Linked DNA regions of Mus musculus: region 1 is linked to region 2. Evidence: chromatin loops called from intact Hi-C (ENCODE). Cell type or tissue: heart. All regions are shown on one strand. Each heading gives the region's core, and the rest is flanking DNA. Links, peaks and the distances in the headings are about the cores only. Region 1 has its middle 52 kb from the start of Gm6135. Region 2 has its middle 8.6 kb from the start of Gm40153.

Region 1 (9,672 bases), core at 965-8,964, 68 kb after region 2:
TTTCACTATTTCTATGTTTTAACTGGCTTCTTCTTCTTTCTTTTTTTTTTTTTTGTAATTGTATTGACATCGTCATTTCATTCAGGTGCTTATTTGTGTTGGCTGACTTCATTCAGGGCATTAGTTGTATTCTTTTTGAGTTTGCTGACATGCTTATAATAATTCTTTTTAGTTCTTCATCTGTTATTTTATCCAGTTCACTCTCATTGGAACCCAGTACCATGAAGTTGATCATTTTTCCAGGAGATCAATTTTTATGTTTCTTGTACTGAGATTTTCACACGTAGGATTAAATTATAAGGTGGATTTTATTTTTAAATGTCTTTCCTTTTCCAGTTGAAGTTTTCAGTTTTCTACTGAGACAGGATAGTGGTAGGACTGAGGCCTTGTTATTCCCCCTAGACTTTACATGTATGTAGGCCAGTATCTATGCAGAGGTAGCCATTTGCATCCCTTCTTGCATCTGATATAACAATGGAGTCTTGGTAAATGTAGAAGAGTCCAGATCCAGAGTGAAAGATCTCCTTTGGACTTATGTGGTTGATGACCAATGAATATTATTTATGTGTAGGATGGCCTGGACCCAGGTACCTATTATTTAATTCCCTACTAGGCAGTAACTAAGAACATTGCCCCTAAGAAAGACAAGCTAGGGCCATAGTTATACATGAGTGGCTAGCCATCTCCACAAAAGTCTTTGTTGTCATTACTTATCACTGATGTCTGGATGACTCATCCTTGATAGTTACATGTCTATGAGAGATCACTTCCTCCTATCATACATCAACCAGTCATTCACCCAACTTGGAGGTAGCAGGAATTTGTGCCAGAGGCTGTTCAAAACGAGTGTCTTTCTTTGATAATAGAATTATATTTTCCTTCTCCTGAGTAAGTCACAGATTTTGTTGCCATGCACAATTTTGTTATTCTGTATAAAAGAGATGACTATAAATAATTAATTATCATCAATTAAGATAAAATTGGCTGTATTACTCGAAACAGTCCATATACAGCTTCAGCATGGCTGTATTTTTGTGCTGGCCAATCCCATGTAAGATTATACATTTAGCTGTTAGTGGGCTAAAACATATCTCAAGTGAATAAAGGAGTATAAGACATCAGCAAAAGGGTGCAAAGGCTGGCAAGAGAGTCTGAGTCAGAGACAGACCTTCCCCTCCAGTTGTTAGGAGATCCACATGAAGACCAAGCTGCACGTCTACTACATATGTGCAGGGAGTATACAGCTCCTGAATGCTCTTTGGTTGGTGGTTCAGTCTCTGTGAGCCCCATGAGCCCAAGTTAATTGGGAAATAGGGGACAAGAGTGGGAGTGTGGAACTGGGAGGAGAGGGGGAGGTGCCAGGGTCAGGATGTAAAGTGAATGGAAAAATAAATAAAATTAGAGTTCAGCAAAGAGCAAAGCAGGGCTGATACAGGCTCTGGTTGTCTGTCTTTCTGGGAAGGTTAGTGAATGCCTAAAGCTGAAGTGCTTCATGCAGTACAAAATCCAGCAGTTGAACTATTGTTAGCACATGGCTTTCAAATTTCATGTTCTAATCTTATCCTTCTGCAGACATTGGTGTCTATGTTCTTTGTTAGATCTGGTCAGGTTCACAAATGAGATACAAGAGAGTGGGGTTTCTATAGCTTGGTGTACAGTACACCTGCATTACAGATGAACAGAAAAGATGCACTTTATTTTATATCTTGGTTCCCATGGCTGGGGACCTGTAGCCAGAGACAGGTAAATATAAGAAACCAAAGAAATTTACCTATGGGAGTTCATGTAATACAGGTTCTTTCAGAAATAAAACCCCAAAGTGTGTGTGTGTATGTGTGTGTGTGTGTGTGTGTGTGTATGTGTATACATAAACATCATATACATATATAATATGTGAATGTTATATGGTACAAAAGTAGAAAAATTTTAAACTTATACAGCACTTACTCAGACTTTTGTGTAAGCAATTTAGACAAAATGATAAAATATAAAAGTTGGGTTTTTTTTCTTTTAAATTTAATACTTAGAAAAATTTTTGGTGAGACGGATCTTTAATTGTGAACCAAGGTAAGAGGAGAAAGGTGATAGTTGTTATTAGTGTAGATGCTTTGGGAAGAAGTCTTTAGAAATAATTCAAATAGGAGTAATGATTTAATGAATAGAAAGACATTTAATGAATATACTTCCTTGTCTCAGTTTTGTGTGTAGCAGATGAGGCGATGTCGACATATTGGGCTGGTGGCTCCTTGGCAGTATTCGTTCTGGGGAGTTTCTATTTATCTTTCTCTGCATACAGTGAGTGATACTTTTTCATTTCTTCAAATGTACTGAGAACAATTTCTATATGGTACTTTTTTTTATCCTGAAAGTGTTAGTATATTTAAGCCAGTAGTTTGTGACAAAAACAGATTCATAGACAATAAGTTTATGTTATTATAATGACCATACTTTATTATTAACAAATAATATTAAATTAAATTTAAAAATAATACATACTCTTTAAGGATAGCTTATAAAATACAGAAAGACATAAGGAAGGAATGACAGTGACCAGTCATATGCCACTTATTTCTCTGAATTCCTCTCCCAGGAATGCACTAGACACTCAGACCTGGGTGGGAAGAGCTTGAGTCTCAAACACATCCATGGTTGCTGTTACTTTCTTCCTTACCCATGCTTTTGAGGCCACCATCTCTCATGGCATGAACCCATGAGGAATTGGGCTATTACTTTCAATCTACACTGCCACTCCTTGGAGTTCAAAGTTTACAGCTTATCTTTAAACTGTTCATTATACAGTATCAGTTTGATTAAAAAAATCCCCTGCCTCTAAATGTCTTCAGAGGAGTTGCGATGTTTTCTGAGTAGCATGGCCAATAATTATGACTATTTTTTTGACACTAAAATGGCAGCTTAGCTATTATAACCAGTTGTTTCTTGCTATCCTCAAAGTATACCTGAAGATCTCGGGTGATTCATTCTTTATGCATAAAACTCTTATTTTTACTTCACAAGGGAGTAGAAAGCAAACCTTAGATAAAATCAGTGAGACATTCCAGTCTTTAAGCAGATAAAAATCACTCTGTCATCCACATTCTTAGAGGATAACAACCACAAGAGTTACTGGATAAGGAAGGGAACACCAGTGGGTATCAGGCACAGTGGAGTCTAGACAAATGGTTCCCTTTGGAATTTGCCACATTAGACCTTCATGGCTTCATGCTTTGGCTTTGACTGCCTCTGGAATGCAACTATTTCCTTTGAGTTTGCTTTTCTATGACATTTACACACACACACACACACACACACACACACACACACACACACTTACAAATGGCATATACCGAATGTTTGTGTCTACCTATAATTGGTATGTTATAACTCTATATGGTATGTTATAACTCTACTTATACTTGATGATAGGACCTTGAAAAAAGGAATTAAGCCTTCAGGATGGGACATTCTAGAACGGGAATAATGTCTTGTAACAGGAGGTCTGTATTTCTCTTTGTTTGTTGCCATGTGAGAACATGGCAAGCTATAAAACTTTGAAAAGAGAAATTTTGATACATTTGAAATGTAAACAAATGGAATGATTAATAAAAATGAAATTTTGATATTAAAAAAAAAACTTTGAAAAGGCTCTTATAAAATCAAGCTATGTTGTCATCTTAGTCTTGAACTTTCAGCTTTGAAAACTTTGAAGAAAATTCAGGAGCCACTCAGTCTACACAACCGATTCTATTCATAAAAAACACAGATAGGGCGTTTTACTTATTTTAATGGTTATAAAAACAATACCCAAGGATTGACTTAGGGCAATTTAGACCAAGTAAGATGTCAACAAAATTCTCATGCGTGATGAAGAATATATCAGTGTCTGGCTAGGTAGAAAGCTTGTTGGTGTGTAGGTCTGTGCATCAAGGGAAGGTTGATTCAGATTCCACGAGAACTGGAATCCACGACACTTACTCAGAACCTGTCTGAGCTGTCCCATGTGATAAGCAGTTTGATAATTGAAGTGACTGTGGGAGTGAATCCAAAGAGCAAGGACACAACCCAGAGACTGCTAAGTGTGGGAGGCACTGAGGAGGTGCTTTCAGGTCACATCAGGCAGGGACATCAGCTCTCTACCACTCATCACTTCACAGCAACACAGAGATCCTTCAACAGTAACTGAGGACAGTTGCCATGGATACATACAGCTTACAAGGGAATATTTAGTTTTGAGTGCATTAGCAGGATACAAACAACTTTTATTGATTAGAATGGATATCATGAGAATAATTAGAAATACTGGGGTAAAGAATTAAAATTATATATGGAGACTTAGAGTTGTCCTTTGAAATTTACCACATGGTGACTGAGTTTCTGTAGTAAGTTAGGAATGAGTATGGTGTTATTTACATATTCATAACTGTTGGAAATATGTGAATCCCTATACTGGGGTGTTTTCTTAAATAACTAAAGCCTTCTTTTAGAATTATAGCTTTGAATAACTTCAGAAGACAGCATTATATAGGTGACAATATATTTTCTAAGGTGCTCCAAAGGTAAGTGTGGTGGTTTGAATAACAATGGCTCTATTAGGCTCCCATACGTGAATGCTTAGTCCTCAGGGAGTTGAAATGCTTGAAAAGATTAGAAGGATTGGAGGTGTAGTCTTGTTGGAGGAAGTGTGTACCTGTAGATGTGCTTTGAGGTTACAAAAGCCCACACTAGGCTGAGGATATCTTTCCCTGCTTACTAACTGAAGGTCAGGATGTAAACTTCTCAGCTCCTTCTCCAAAGCTGTGCTTACCTGCATGCTTTTATGTTCCCTACCATGATGATAAGGGACTATAATCCACTGAAACTGAAGGCAAGCCTCCAGTTAAATACCTTCCTATATAAGAGTTTCCTTGGTCATGGTGTCTTTTATACCAATAAAACAGTGACTAAGACAGCAAGACACATGGAAAGACAAACACAGCCTATCATAGACTCTCGTCCCCAAAGTAGGACTTGGGTGTCTATATTGAACCGACACTAGAATAAAGATCTGTAGTCAGAGTGACATGCTCGAATTCTGGTTTTATTTTCCTATGTGACTTTTTTTTAAATGTCTTTTTTGTTTTTCCAAAACAGTTTCTGGGTAGCCTCGATTGTCCTAGAACTTGATCCTTTGGACTTACAAAGATCTGCCTGCCTTTGCCTCCTGAGTGCTGGGATTTTCTACGTGATTTTGTTCAAACAATTTAAACCTGTTGAGTTCACCTTGCCTTATCTCTAAAGGTGATATGCACATCTGTTTTGCAAGATACCTGTTAGGATTAAATATGATAATGAATATCAAAGAATCAGTAGGAGGTAAATAGTGTGATGTCTTTTGTGGTGGTAAATTAAGTTTTGAAGGTCTCATTTCAGCATGATTAAAAGTCATTCTATTAATATAGCAGTAAGCTAAGGCATAGTTGTTGATGGGCTGTTTTGTTTTGTTTTGTTTGAGTTTTAAAGGTCCTCCCTATTTCAAAGAAATTCCTTGAGATTTCAAAACCACCTTGTCCTGTGCAACCATCTTTCTCTAAGTATTGCACAATTGTTGGGTGGCTGTGCTGTATTTGGCTTTAAAAAGCACTAAAAATACATGTTCAAGCAAACATTCTTAGCAAACAAATTGGATTTATAGTTCTCAGAAGCTCACATGGATTTATAGAATAAATATTTATCTCAATCTTGCTTTGTTCAGTGAAAGTTTACCCATATCTGGTCTTTAACTAGCTCTTCAGATTTAACCTAGGAAAGATAATTATCATAACTACCAGAAAACGAACTTCTCTGGGTTTATAGGACAGAGGTGGCCATTGACTTGACATCTATGAACAAATTCATATCATGAAGAATATTTGATTTTTATGTAGAATTTTTGATTAGTTGAAAGGATAGTATGCTTAGCCTTGAGATACTGAGTAGTATGTTTCCAATGAAGATTTATTACTATATATTTCAGTGCTTCAGTTAACATCTGTATTTAGATAAATGAAAGAACAATCCATCTTCTTGCTAGAAAATTTACAAAACTGTCATAAATAAAAAGAATTTTAAAAAGTTCCGCACAATCTTATCATCAGTGTGTATTCAGCCTTTTGGAAAATGCACTGATAGTCATACACATATGCAAAATTTCAAACATATATCAGTAATTTACAACTTCCAACTTGTTTGCCATGTTACACATTTTCCCTTATATTTAATATCCATCCAGAAGCCCATAATATGAACCACAATTTTTCAAAGCCTGTATCTTTTATGACTGCCTACCTCACCAATCTTTGTTTCTGATCAAATTGTTGGTTGATTGTACTTTGCACAATGTTTGGAAGCTTACTGTAGACTGCTCTTTCAAGGTTATAAATTAGCATTCCTTTCTCAAGTCCTTTAGTGCATTTTTCTAATTCCTCAATATTTCTTATTAATCTAGACAATATTCACTTGTCCTTGGTTATAAGGTTTTTGTGAACTGAACACATCGCTTACTTTCACTTTTTAAAGCATGTGAAGGCTTTGCTCTTCCCAGGCCCTCTCTGTACCACACCTTGCAGCTCTTTAAGTAATGTCTTTATATCTTAAATTACAAGGGCCTCAAAATTCATTTCCCTTGGAAGTTCAAATGGCAGATGAAATCTATGATTTATGCTGTTTAGGACAGGGCTTGCTGACATTTAAAATGCCATAAACATAGATCACCTTACACTATCCCTACCTTTCATCAACATATTATGTGGAACTAGAGAGAAAAAAATGTTATTATTCATCATCTTTCAGAATCTCTGAATGGTTGCTGGAAAGGGCTTTTGAGTTCTAATTCAACATCCAATAGGTACACGGAGAAGAAAATTTGACTACATGAGGCAGTAACTTCTTGGAATTCTGTTCCTTTTGTATTTCTCTAGGTCATTTGCCTTTTGAAACGAACAGGATACCTGCTGGGAAAGATACTACAAAGAATGACAGGCACCTAATGACTGCTGAGAGATTTAGCCTCTCCAAGGGATGAGCCCCTTATTGGTTGTCTAGAACAGACTGGTAAGCTCTGAAACCATATATAGACAACAAAAATGGACTCAGCAGCTTGTTCTTATATATTTCTGAAAATATATGTATATATATATATATATATATATATATATATATATATATATATGTGTGTGTGTGTGTGTGTGTGTGTGTGTGTGTACATATATACATATTTGCACATCTATATATAACAATACTTTCAAGGAAAAGGAGGTAATCAGCTTAAGAGTAGGGAGGCATGGCAAGGGTTAGAGGGAGGGGACCTGGAGGGATTGACAGAAGGGGGGAGGAAGTGAAGCAATCCTATTTCAATTAAAATATGTTTAAAATGATCTACTTTAAAAAATAAATAGTTAAGTAAATATCTGATGGGAAAGAAGATAGTAGAACAGCTTTAACCCCCATAGCTACAAAGCAATTTCTTCAATTTCAAACTTCTTTCTATTCTTATTTTACATGTGATCTCTATTTTTATTTTCAATGTGGCCAAAGGGAATAAATAAACACTAAGTAGCTCCTAATGGGAGAATCTGGGGGCGGGGGGGGGGTCTTCTGAAAGATCATTCCCAGAGGGAGATTTAAATTATAGCTAACCCACTCCTTAGTGTAGAGGATGTCATGAAGATTTCCAAATTGTGGATTAGTGAATGTTTTTGGAACCTTCTTCTTGTTCCTTTTCCTCCTCCTCTCCTTTTTCTTCTTCTTCCTCTTCTTCCTCCATCTCTTCTTTCCCTCCTCTTCCTCTCCCTCCCTCCCCTTCTTCTTCTCCTCCTTTTCCACCTCCTTTTCTTGTTCTTGTTCTTCCTTTTCTTCGTCTTCTTCCTTTTTTTCTTCCATATGCTTTCTAAACAGAATAGAAGGTATTCCATAGAAATACCCGTAAGGCTTTTAACTAAAGCTCTGGAACAAATAAAAAAATAGATACCAGACCATAAGATTGTGTTTGGCTGATGGTATGTGTGACCAGACGAACCAAGAAGGAGTCTGGGATATTCCAGTTATATCTTAGATTAATGTGGGGAAAAGGTTTGGATGGCAGAATAATGCAGTGAAGTTGACCATCAGGGCAGAGTAAGATGAAGCCTAGAAGCATGAGATAAAAGTTTGGAAATGAGACATATATCAGCTACCAGTACTGATATAATGATTGAAGTCAGTTGCAAGGAAGGAGAGTAGATTAAAAATTAACAAGATGGGCTGGAGAGATGACTCAGTGGTTAAGAGCACTGACTGCTCTTCTGAAGGTCCTGAATTCAAATCGCAGCAACCACATGGTGGTTCACAACTATCCATAATGAGAGCTGAAGCCCTTTTCTGGTGTGTCCAAAGATAGCTACAGTGTACTTAGATATAATAATAAATAAATATTTTTAAAAATTAACAAGACAATTTTGAGATCGAAGATCACATAATTCAACTAATTAACACCATGGTGGACTGGAGAATGGCTTAGTTGTTAAGAGCACTGACTGTTACTCCAGAGGGCATGGGTTTAGTTTCCAGTACTCACATGGCAGCTCACACCTGTCTTTAAATGCAAGACCTAGGGATGTGTCACCCTCCCCTGGCTTTTGTGGCACTTGGCATGGATGTGCTAAATAGATATACATAGAGGTAAAACAGTTATACACATAAAAATAAAAAATATAAGATAAAAACATCAGGGAGGGTAGAATCTATGAGAAAGTAATTGTAGTTAACAGCTAGAAAGAAGCAGATAACAGAAAAGGATGGAACATAAAACTAAATAAGAAAACAGTTGAAAGAGTTATGAAATGGTGGAGACAATACAAAGCAGTCATATTAGAACTAAGTGTTACTAGACTTTAAAACTGAGTATTGGCTGTCATTTATGAAGGCAATTTCAATGTAGGATTCATGTAACATTCAGAGCATTGTGTGAGACATCTTTTAATTTTATGGGTAGGAAAACAGCCAAAAGCATAAATCTTGACCAAGATCAAGAACAAATGTTGAAAGCTGACCTGAAACCCTTGCTGACCCAATGTCATGACTCAAACTCGTCCACTTCTTCAAACTGAATATGAAAATCTGGCTTAACTGAAATACTGAGATATAGTATTGACTACAGTTTTGATAAAAATATAAACCTTGGTGAGGGGGAGATAACTTAATGGGTAGAGTGCTTATTATGTAACTGTGAGGATCATAAGCAGTCGGTAATTCTAGGAGACAGAGGGAGGTAGATTCTAGGGACTTGTTGATCAGTTAATCTGCTGGAAACAGAGTTCTAAGTTCAGTGAGAGACCTTTTTTCTAATAAGTAAACAAACAAATAAACAAACAAAGGGTAGACAACCATGGGGGAAGGGAAAGACATCTTGGTGTCAACCTCTGGCCTCTACCATACACTAATGGGAGAACATATTTGCACACATACACATGTATGTGTGTGCTTACACATGGACACATCTCTCTCTCTCTCTCTCTCTCTCTCTCTCTCTCTCTCTCTCTCTCACTCACACACACACTCACACACACACACACACACACACACACACACACACACACACACACATGCAGACAGGCTTCTTGACATCACACCATAAAATGCTTACTACAAGGGACGAAATAGTAGAGATGTAAAGCAACATAT
Region 2 (9,672 bases), core at 1,149-9,148:
GGATCCATCTGCCTCTGCCTCTTGAGTGCTGGGATTAGAGGTGTGCTCCATACTGGCTTCCTCTATGCCTGGCTGGGTAAAGACAGATTTAAAGAGGTGTCAGAGCAAGAACTTCCAGACAGCTTTACAGCTTTTGGGTTAGGTAATAAGAGAGAGCAGTGAGGCTGAGTAAGTTTGTAAACAATAGTGATGTGTTTAGCTCATGGTTCTGGGGCTTCAGAAGTCTAAACGCAGGATTCAAGCATCTGAGGGAGGGGCTTCTTGTTGGTGGAGAGTCTAAGGAGTTGTGGGATACCACAGAACTCTGTGTCCTGAGGGAGTTTATGAGAGATGCTGAAACCTCTGTACCAGTCCTGCTCTGATGTTAGTTATCCCATCTCTTGATGCTGAAACTGACCTCTGTACCAGTCCTGTTCTGATGTTAGTTATCCCATCTCTTGATAACAAATCCAGGGATGGTTTAATCCATGCATGAAGTCCAACCTCTGACTCATGACCAGATGACTTCTCCAAGACCCCATTTCTACATAGCATAAGATTTTGGAGATGAAGTTAATAACATATGAATTCTCAGCATAGACCTTTAAATCATAGTATGGGGCTATTTATGGAGGTAAATTTAAATCAGAAATTTTCTCGAGTCATGATAGAATGAGTTAAATCACGCTGTTTAATTGTTGCATGCTTGGAGAGCTCATCTTGCCTTCAACAGTGCACTTGTCAAGATGAGCAGGTTATTTTTTCAGCTGATTTGGTGCCTTGTCCCTTGGATAGCAATAGTTACACTCCATAACTATGTGTGATCATGTACAATTAAATAAGAGGAAAAAAAGAAGCATATGCAGTAGACATTAATAATACACACATAGGATAGAAAAGAAAACCATCGTTCTATCATCTCCACAACACCATTTCTTTCAGTTTTGCCTTTTGAGCACAAACTCACTGAGGATAAAATTACAAGATGGCAGTTCAAGGCAGATAGGTGCTCCAGACATCTAACCTCTGTGAGCAGGCAGGTCATCAAGTGTCATGAATCCCCCTGGTACTCATATGGAGCAGGTACCCTAGCTGCCCTTTTGGACTTCAGGGCAGATACCACAAAGGTGGAGTTCTTCCTTGCAGAAGCACAATGCAGCCTTAGATCACTTTCACATGTCCAGCCATCTAATATTACTTTTCCCAGGACAGCATTCTTTTAGCTGCCGTTCATTAATTGGACTTGCCATGGAAGTTGAAAGTAATGTGCTATTCTTTACTTTGTTCATTCCCCAACATTTTGTTCTTAAGTGAACATGATGGACTTTAAAACAGGATATAAAGGGATTCTCAAGTGTCTTAGGGTTTTACTGCTGTGAACAGACACCATGACCAAGGCAACTCTTATAAGGACAACATTTCATTGGGGCTGGCTTACAGGTTCAGAGGTTCAGTCCACTATCCTCAAGGTGGGAGCATGGCAGCGTCCAGGCAGGCATGGTGTAGGAGGAGCTGAGAGTTCTACATCTTCATCTGAAGGCTGCTAGCAGAATACTGGCTTCCAGGCAGTCAGGATGAGGGTTTTATATCCCACACCCACAGTGACACACCTACTCCAAGGCCACACCTACTACAACAGGGCCACATCTTCTAATAATGTGGCTTCCTGGGCCAGGCATATACAAACCATCACACCAAGTATGAGGAAGCATAGTTATGAAACAATGAACCTACCAAGGTAGAGAAAATGCGTTTGAATTGACTTTCTACTTACCGTATGTGTGACCTTGGGTATGTCACCCAACTTTCATGACACTTACATTTTCTCCTCAATAGTTAAATAATAACATATTCATTTCAGCATCATAAATTCTTAAAAATACTGGCTATTCCAAGCATTTGCCCCAGGCTTTGGTATAGGCTAAGTAGTCAAATGAAGTCAACATCATCTGGAGGTAATTATCTTTTTTTTATTAACTTAATTTTTGTGTTTGTATTTTTTGGCTTCTCAACTGTACTGATTTATTCTTTCCTTGTATTTCAAATAGGGTTTTGCAATACTGCCCACTATTGTCTTAGTTGGGGCTTTATTGCTGTGACAAGACACTATGACTATAGCAGCTCTTATGAAGAAAAGCATTTAGTCGGTCCTGGGTTACAGTTTAGAGGTTTAGTCCATTATCATCATGGCAGGAAGCATGGTGGCACACAGGCAGGCAGATGTGATGCTGGAGAAGGAGCTGAGAATTCTACATCTGGATCTGTAGGCAGCAAGAAGAGTGAGCCTGGCTTGAACATTTGAAATCTCAAAGCCCATCCCCAATGACACACTTCCTTCAACAAGGCCACAAGAACTTCAACAAGGCCACACCTCCTAATAGTGTCATCCCCTATGACCCTATGAGGCCATTTTTATTCAAACTACCACACTCAATATCCTGGGGTCAAAGGATTGTCCCAGTGCAGAAGCTAGAGTAACTGAGACTAAAAATATGAGCCACCACATCTAGAGTGGCTTATCTTTTTGGAAGAGAAGATTGATTTCATCCTAGTTTTATTTTTGTTTTTGTTTTTTGTTTGTTTGTTTTTTTGAGACAGGGTTTCTCTGTATAGCCCTGGCTCTCCTGGAACTCACTTTGTAGACCAGGCTGGCTTTGAACTCAGAAATCCGCCTGCCTCTGCCTCCCGAGTGCTGGGATTAAAAGTGTGCACCACCACTGCCCATGATAGTTTTAAAAATAGTTTTACTTATATGACAATTTAATATATGTATATAGTGTATTTTGATGATAGTGAATCCATTTTCCTGTTTCATCCCCCTTCCATACCCACAGAAATCTTCTTCTTCCCAATATGCCTTTCCCCTACCTTCACATCTTTAAAAAAGAAAAATCCACTCAGTTTAATTGGTGTCGCTGCTATGTGGTAGGTGTGGGATATTTACTAGACCATGGGTGATGGATCAGTGCATGACATTTTTTTAATCCTTTTAAATTCTACCAGAGGGTTGACCCCATAATAATTACCATATGATTGAGTCAGTATGCTTATAAACTTTTTTCCCCTTCCCCCACACCTGACTGCACATCCACCAAACATATTCTTCTCTCCTTATCTTTTCTTAAAATATTTTTTATTATTATATGTTTTCCTTAATTACATTTAGAATGCTATCCCAAAAGTCCCCCATACCCTCCCCCCCCACTTCCCTACCCACCCATTCCCATTTTTTGCCCCTGGTATTCCCCTGTACTGGGGCATATAAAGTTTGCGTGTCCAATGGGCCTCTCCAGTGATGGCCGACTAGGCCATCTTTTGATACATTAATTGCTTCCATATTTAAAAGATGAGTTTGCCTTGGTTAAAAGAGTCATCAGATATAGGTTGAGGACTTTTCCATGAAGATATACCTCAAATAACTGTAAGGTTGGGCTGACCAAGCTTCTAAGATCTATGTCTATGCATCTTAGAGCCCTTTCTGTTCCCAGTTGTCCTGGTTGCTGCTTCATCAGAGAGAGAGAAAGAGAGAGAGAGAGAGAGAGAGAGAAGAGAGCAACATGGCAAGGGCTTGGGGAGATAGACAGTTTAACAGGACAATGCTAGCAAACAGGGAGGACATAATACCAGAAAACTGGAAATCATTAAAATAGAATTCTTTGGGAATTGTTAGCCTTAGCAGGAATACATGCCTCATTAGGAGAGCATAGAATGGTTGGGGAAGATTCACAGCTCAGGCAATCAGCTTCAGGCCACCAACTACTTTCAAGTATATTTGCTACTGTATTTTAAAAGTTAACTTTAACAATTTTTAAAATAAAATTTGGACAAATTCTTCGAGAATTTCATATACACATTGAATGTATTTCAATTATAACCTCCAACTCTTCCTGGATCCTTTCCATATTCCCCTCCCAACTTCACATCCTCTTCTTTTGTTGTTTTCTCATTACCAACTGAGTTTAAATATTGATGCTCCCAGTATGTGAATTCACGTGGGCTGAATGGACATAGACCATCTCTTGGAGCATGGTTAACCCACCAGAGATCACAGTCCTAAGGAAAGCTGGTTCTCCCTCTGTTGATGTGTCAGTAGGTCTTCAGCTAAGAGTGGGTGCTCATGTGCCTGTGCCCCATGCACACGGAAATGTTGACTGGCTTAAAAGGTCAACTAATTGGGAATAAGACTTTTAACATATAGGATATTTTGTGATTATAAATCAAAAAGTCAATTCTATTCAATATTTTTAAATAAACACATTTCTAAATGAAGTACAATAATTAAAAAAAAAATCCAGAGAAAAGTTTATTGTCCCAGATTTAAGGACCAGAGTTCCTTGCTTCAATGACAATAGTTGCCATGGGACTTCTTCCTTTTTTATCTATGCCCTCCCTTCCTCCACTCTCCACACAGCATCAAGTAAAAATGCTCCAAATGTTAATCTTGGTTCATTGCTTAGAATACTCAAGGACTTCAAATTCTGCACAAAGTTCAAACCTCCTACCCTAGCATATTGGGCCTATAAAATCTGTAAAATATTCTGTTTCATTTTATCACTTTATCATCCGTGTTATCACTCATTATTGTATGCTACCCTGAATCTTCTGCAGTCCCTGTGACTGAAGAGCCGTGGACGTCTCTGGCTTTCCCAAGCTTGTTTCTGTTTCTTGATTATTTCACTCACTAGCTTTGGTTCTAGAACAAAGCATTTCAAAGGCATTCTTTAGATCTTGCTTGCTGGTGTGTCTTGTGGGAAACACACACCAACTGTGTTTGGTGTAGTTATTCCTGTATTTCATTGTGTGTGCTTCTGTCTCCTGGGACTACAGCTTCTCTGAGCTCCTACCCCCACGTTAATACCCCCCAGGACAGAGACCACATACATCTTCCTCTCTTATGCTCTGCAGGATGCAATGCACACAAACTATGCAGCAAAATGTCTTAATAGTCAAATGTCTGGTAGAGTCTTGGTTGTGAAGAACAAAGCTTACTTCTGGTACTCAGCAATGTCACCAGACGTCGGGCAGCCAAGTACCTGACAGAGATGACAAGAGGTCCCTTTGATTATACTGAGAATTTGGGGACACAGGTTTGAAGAGATATAAAGAGCCAAGAAGATTTATATGAACTTTGTTGTTTTACTGTCACTTGACTAAAGCCAGATAGTTGTTCATCCACAATTTTTTCAAGTTCCTACCAAAATAACTAATTTTCCCAAATGTTCGATAGTTTCTAACACTAAGTAGTTTATAACATAAAATGGATAAATGTGTTAGCGATGGGCTGCCACATTGAATTGATGGGCTATGAATTCCACATTGTCTTTTCCTGGTTAGAATTACCCAGAGGAGGCATTCATATTGTCTCCTCTATACTGAATTCTAAGGGTTTAAATGCTTATAAATATATTTATAGGATTGAAATATAAAATTAAATAAAATTTAAGTATATATCAGATTTAAATATATGTATGAAGACTGTTTTTAAGTTTGCAGATGATCCATGGATGAAGATGAAGTATTTGTCTTATTACACGCTTCATGCCATTGTAGTATCATACAATTCAGACGCATTAAAAATACTTAGTCATACTTCCAGGGTTTCTGCCAAACTTCTGTTGGTTGTAATGTAGTATTTAATTTGTCTTGAATTTCTTTCTTGTGTGAACTGGTGGTGGTGATAGTAAGAATGTACCCATTCCAACTTTTATTTTACACCATTTGAAAAGAAGTCCTGTCATACCTCAAAGGAGCCACTAGAGTGTATACTCATTGGTCCCATTATATTCTATAATCTGTTCTTCACTGAGCTAATGAAGACACACAGTGGAGACAGCTGCTTGTTGGCTTGCCACTGAATTCTCTCATGTGTAACACAGGGCCCAGCAAGTATCAAACATGAACGATTTAAATCCCTGGATTAATGCACTGACTGAACATTTTTATTGTGGCATGTTCAGATTTTGTCTAGAGCAAAAATCTCTCCAATATTCTGGATAGAAAGATGTTGGCCCCTCGCCATAGGAGAGCTGTAGATGAGGGCTGGAAGCTTCCCTTTCAGCAGATCTGAAAAGGGAGGGCGGCAGGGTAGCCACTGCTTATGAACCTGGCTGTAGGAGCACTGCAGAGAGTTGTTCTCAGGCCGGTGTCTGTGGCCACTGGAAACTTTTGCTGATGATCTCAGAGCCCGCTTATAGCAGGTGATTCCTGGGAGATGTGTCGGCAGCCAGGCAGTGCGGCCAACGATGATCTCATTCGCCTGCCAACAGCTGCTCCGAGAAAAGTGACTTCTCTTCCAAATGTTATGAATGTCTCATTGGCACAATCTATTTTTGAATGATATGGAAACAGGTTTCTGGGAAATGGAGTTCTTTAGTGTAGATAACTGTGAGCATAATAACAGTTGATAGATAAGCTGCAATCCATCCTAAGATCATTAGCTGAGAAGTGTTTGTTTGTTTGTTTTTTATTTTTTTTGGATGGGGAGTGGGGGAGTTTTAAACACACACACACACACACACACACACACACACACACACACATACACATACACATACACATACACATACACATACACATACACATACACATACACATACACATACATATACATATGTATATGTATTGCCTCCCCCCAGGGTCTTACTATGTACTTTTGGCTAGCCTGGAACTTCCTATATGGACTAGATTAAAACACAGCTATCTCTGGCTCCTGAGTGCTGGAATTAAAGGCATATGCCAACATACCAGGTTAGAAGGAAGCTCTTTACTGAAGTAAGAAGTAATTAGTCTGCAGCGTCCATGAAGAGAAAAGAACCAGTCTCCCCTCTGTCCTTCCCTCCCTCCCTCCTCTCTTTTGCTTTTCATCTATGGCATCATTGTTATTATTACCATTTTTTATTTATAAATTTGTATAATTTTATGTATTTTGTGTTATCATATAATTGAATTTTTAACTTGTTTTTTTTCTCCCTAAAGTATTCATTTCCATTCTTCTTTTTCTTTTTTTTCTTTTTAATTAGGTATTTTCTTCATTTACATTTTCAATGCTACCCCAAAAGTCCCCCAAACCCTCCCGCCCACTGCACCCCCCCCCCTTCTTGGCCCTGGCCTTCCCCTGTACTGAGGCATATAAAGTTTACAAGACCAATGGGCCTCTCTTTCCACTGATGGCCGACTAGGTCATCTTCTGATACATATGCAGCTAGAGACAAGAGCTCCGGGGGTGTACTGGTTAGTTCATATTGTTGTTCCACTTGTAGGGTTGCAGACCCATTTAGCTCCTTGGGTACTTTCTCTAGCTCCTCCATTGGGGGCCCTGTGATCCGGCGTAGTCTCACAAGAGACAGCTATATCAGGGTCCTTTCAGCAAACTCTTACTAGTGTATGCAATGGTGTCAGCATTTGGAGGCTGATTATGGGGTGGATCCGCGGGTATGGCAGTCTCTAGATGGTCCATCCTTTCATTTCAGCTCCAATCTTTGTCTCTGTAACTCCTTCCATGGGTGCTTTGTTCCCAATTCTAAGAAGGAGCAAGGTGTCCACACTTTGGTCTTCGTTCTTCTTGAGTTTCATGTGTTTTGCAGATTGTATCTTATATCTTGGGTATTCTAAGTTTCTGGGCTAATGTCTACTTATCAGTGAGTACATATCATGTGAGTTCTTTTGTGATTGGGTTACCTCACTCAGGATGATGCCCTCCAGATCCAAAGAACTCAAGAAGGTGGACTCCAGAAAATCAAATAACCCCATTAAAAATGGTGCTCAGAGCTAAACAAAAGATTCTCACCTGAGGAATACTGAATGGCTGAGAAGCACCTGAAAAAATGTTCAGCATCCTTAATCATCAGGGAAATGCAAATCAAAACAACCCTGAGATTCCACCACACCAGTCAGAATGGCTAAGATCAAAAATTCAGGTGATAGCAGATGCTGGCGAGGATGTGGAGAAAGAGGAACACTCCTCCATTGTTGATGGGATTGCAAGCTTGTACAACCACTCTGGAAATCAGTCTTGCGGTTCCTCAGAAAATTGGACATAGTACTACTGGAGGATCCAGCAATACCTCTCCTGGGCATATATCCAGAAGATGTCCCAACTGGTAAGAAGGACACATGCTCCACTATGTTCATAGCAGCCTTATTTATAATAGCCAGAAGTTGGAAAGAACCCAGATGCTCCTCAACAGAGGAATGGATACAGAAAATGTGGTACATTTACACAATGGAGTACTACTCAGCTATTAAAAAGAATGAATTTATAAAATTCCTAGGCAAATGGATGGACCTGGAGGGCATCATCCTGAGTGAGGTAACACAATCACAAAGGAATTCACTCAATATGTACTCACTGATAAGTGGATATTAGCCCAAAACTTAGGATACCCAAGATAGAAGATACAATTTGCTAAACGCATGAAACTCAAGAAAAATGAAGACCAAAGTGTGGACGCTGTGCCCCTTCTTAGAGTTGGGAACAAAACACCCATGGAAAGAGTTACAGAGACAAAGTTTGGAGCTGTGACGAAAGGATGGACCATCTAGAGACTGCCATATCCAGGGATCCACCCCATAATCAGCTTCCAAATGCTGACACCATTGCATACACTAGCAAGATTTTGCTGAAAGGACCCAGATATAGCTGTCTCATGTGAGACTATGCCGGGGCCTAGCAAACACAGAAGTGGATGCTCACAGTCAGCTATTGGATGGATCACAGAGCTCCCAATGGAGGAGCTAGAGAAAGTACCCAAGGAGCTAAAGGGATCTGCAACCTTATAGGTGGAACAACATTATGAACTAACCAGTACCCCGGAACTCTTGACTCTAGCTGCATATGTATCAAAAGATGGCCTAGTCGGCCATCACTGGAAAGAAAGGCCCATTGGACACACAAACTTTATATGCTCCAGTACAGGGGAACACCAGGGCCAAAAAATTGGGAATGGGTGGGTAGGGAAGTGGGGGGAGGGTATGGGGGGCTTTTGGGATGCATTGGAAATGTAATTGAGGAAAATACGTAATAAAAAAATGAAATTCCTATTATTACCATTTTAACTTAGAAACATTTAAGCCGTAGTTACAGACTTTGTGAGCTGCTTATGCGTTAAGGGAACTGAACCTGAGGCCTCTGCAAAAGCAGTGAGCGCTCTTCACTGCAGAACTCTTTCTTTAGCCCTTGCTAGCTAAAATTTTCTGAGCCAGGTTCCTATAGCTCAGAGCCCAGGAACTCCTGATTCTTCTATGTCCACTTCCAGTGTGCTGGGCATAGAGCACTCATGGCCACACCTGGCACAAAGAGGTTATTTTTATTTTAAAAATCTACCTCCAGTGACTGATACTCATGGAGGAGATGGCTAACTCAGCAGGACAGCCACCTCCCCACACAGTATACATCATTGCTTCTGAGATGCCGCTACCTGGCTACTTTCCCTGCTTCCCCTATAACTAGTTCCTGCCTGCGTATTGTTCAGGGAGTGATGTGTCTTTATCCTGAGAGGAGGTGGCTAAGTATCAGGCATTCTATCTTCCACAGGGTCTTTCAGCCCACTGTGAGGCTGAGTGTAGGGCATCTAGAGATGAACTCAAAAGAGATCCTCAAAGGTCACAGAGCCACTCACAGGAGCATCACATGATCACTTGGGCAGAAAGTGCTAATCAAGAATATCTGATGGTACTCTGGGAAATCAATCTTCA

The links. Hi-C counts contacts between places; a loop is a spot of excess contacts. Peaks named below come from ENCODE experiments on the same cell type or tissue, not always from the same donor. Only the 100,000 strongest peaks of a DNase experiment are listed, where the experiment ranks them.
Region 1: a loop joins it to region 2, with 3 times the contacts of the local background. A loop is called at or near these places in 2 of 42 quality-filtered maps.

The regions. Positions count from the first base shown.
Region 1 is chr3:133,735,055-133,744,726 of GRCm38, forward strand. No RefSeq gene overlaps it. Among named protein-coding and RNA genes, the nearest start is that of Gm6135, 52 kb to the right of the region's middle. In heart, for the core only: no CTCF peak of the experiment used is centred there; a DNase peak (open chromatin) is centred at 4,047.
Region 2 is chr3:133,667,124-133,676,795 of GRCm38, forward strand. No RefSeq gene overlaps it. Among named protein-coding and RNA genes, the nearest start is that of Gm40153, 8.6 kb to the left of the region's middle. In heart, for the core only: a CTCF peak has its summit at 5,729; a DNase peak (open chromatin) is centred at 6,158.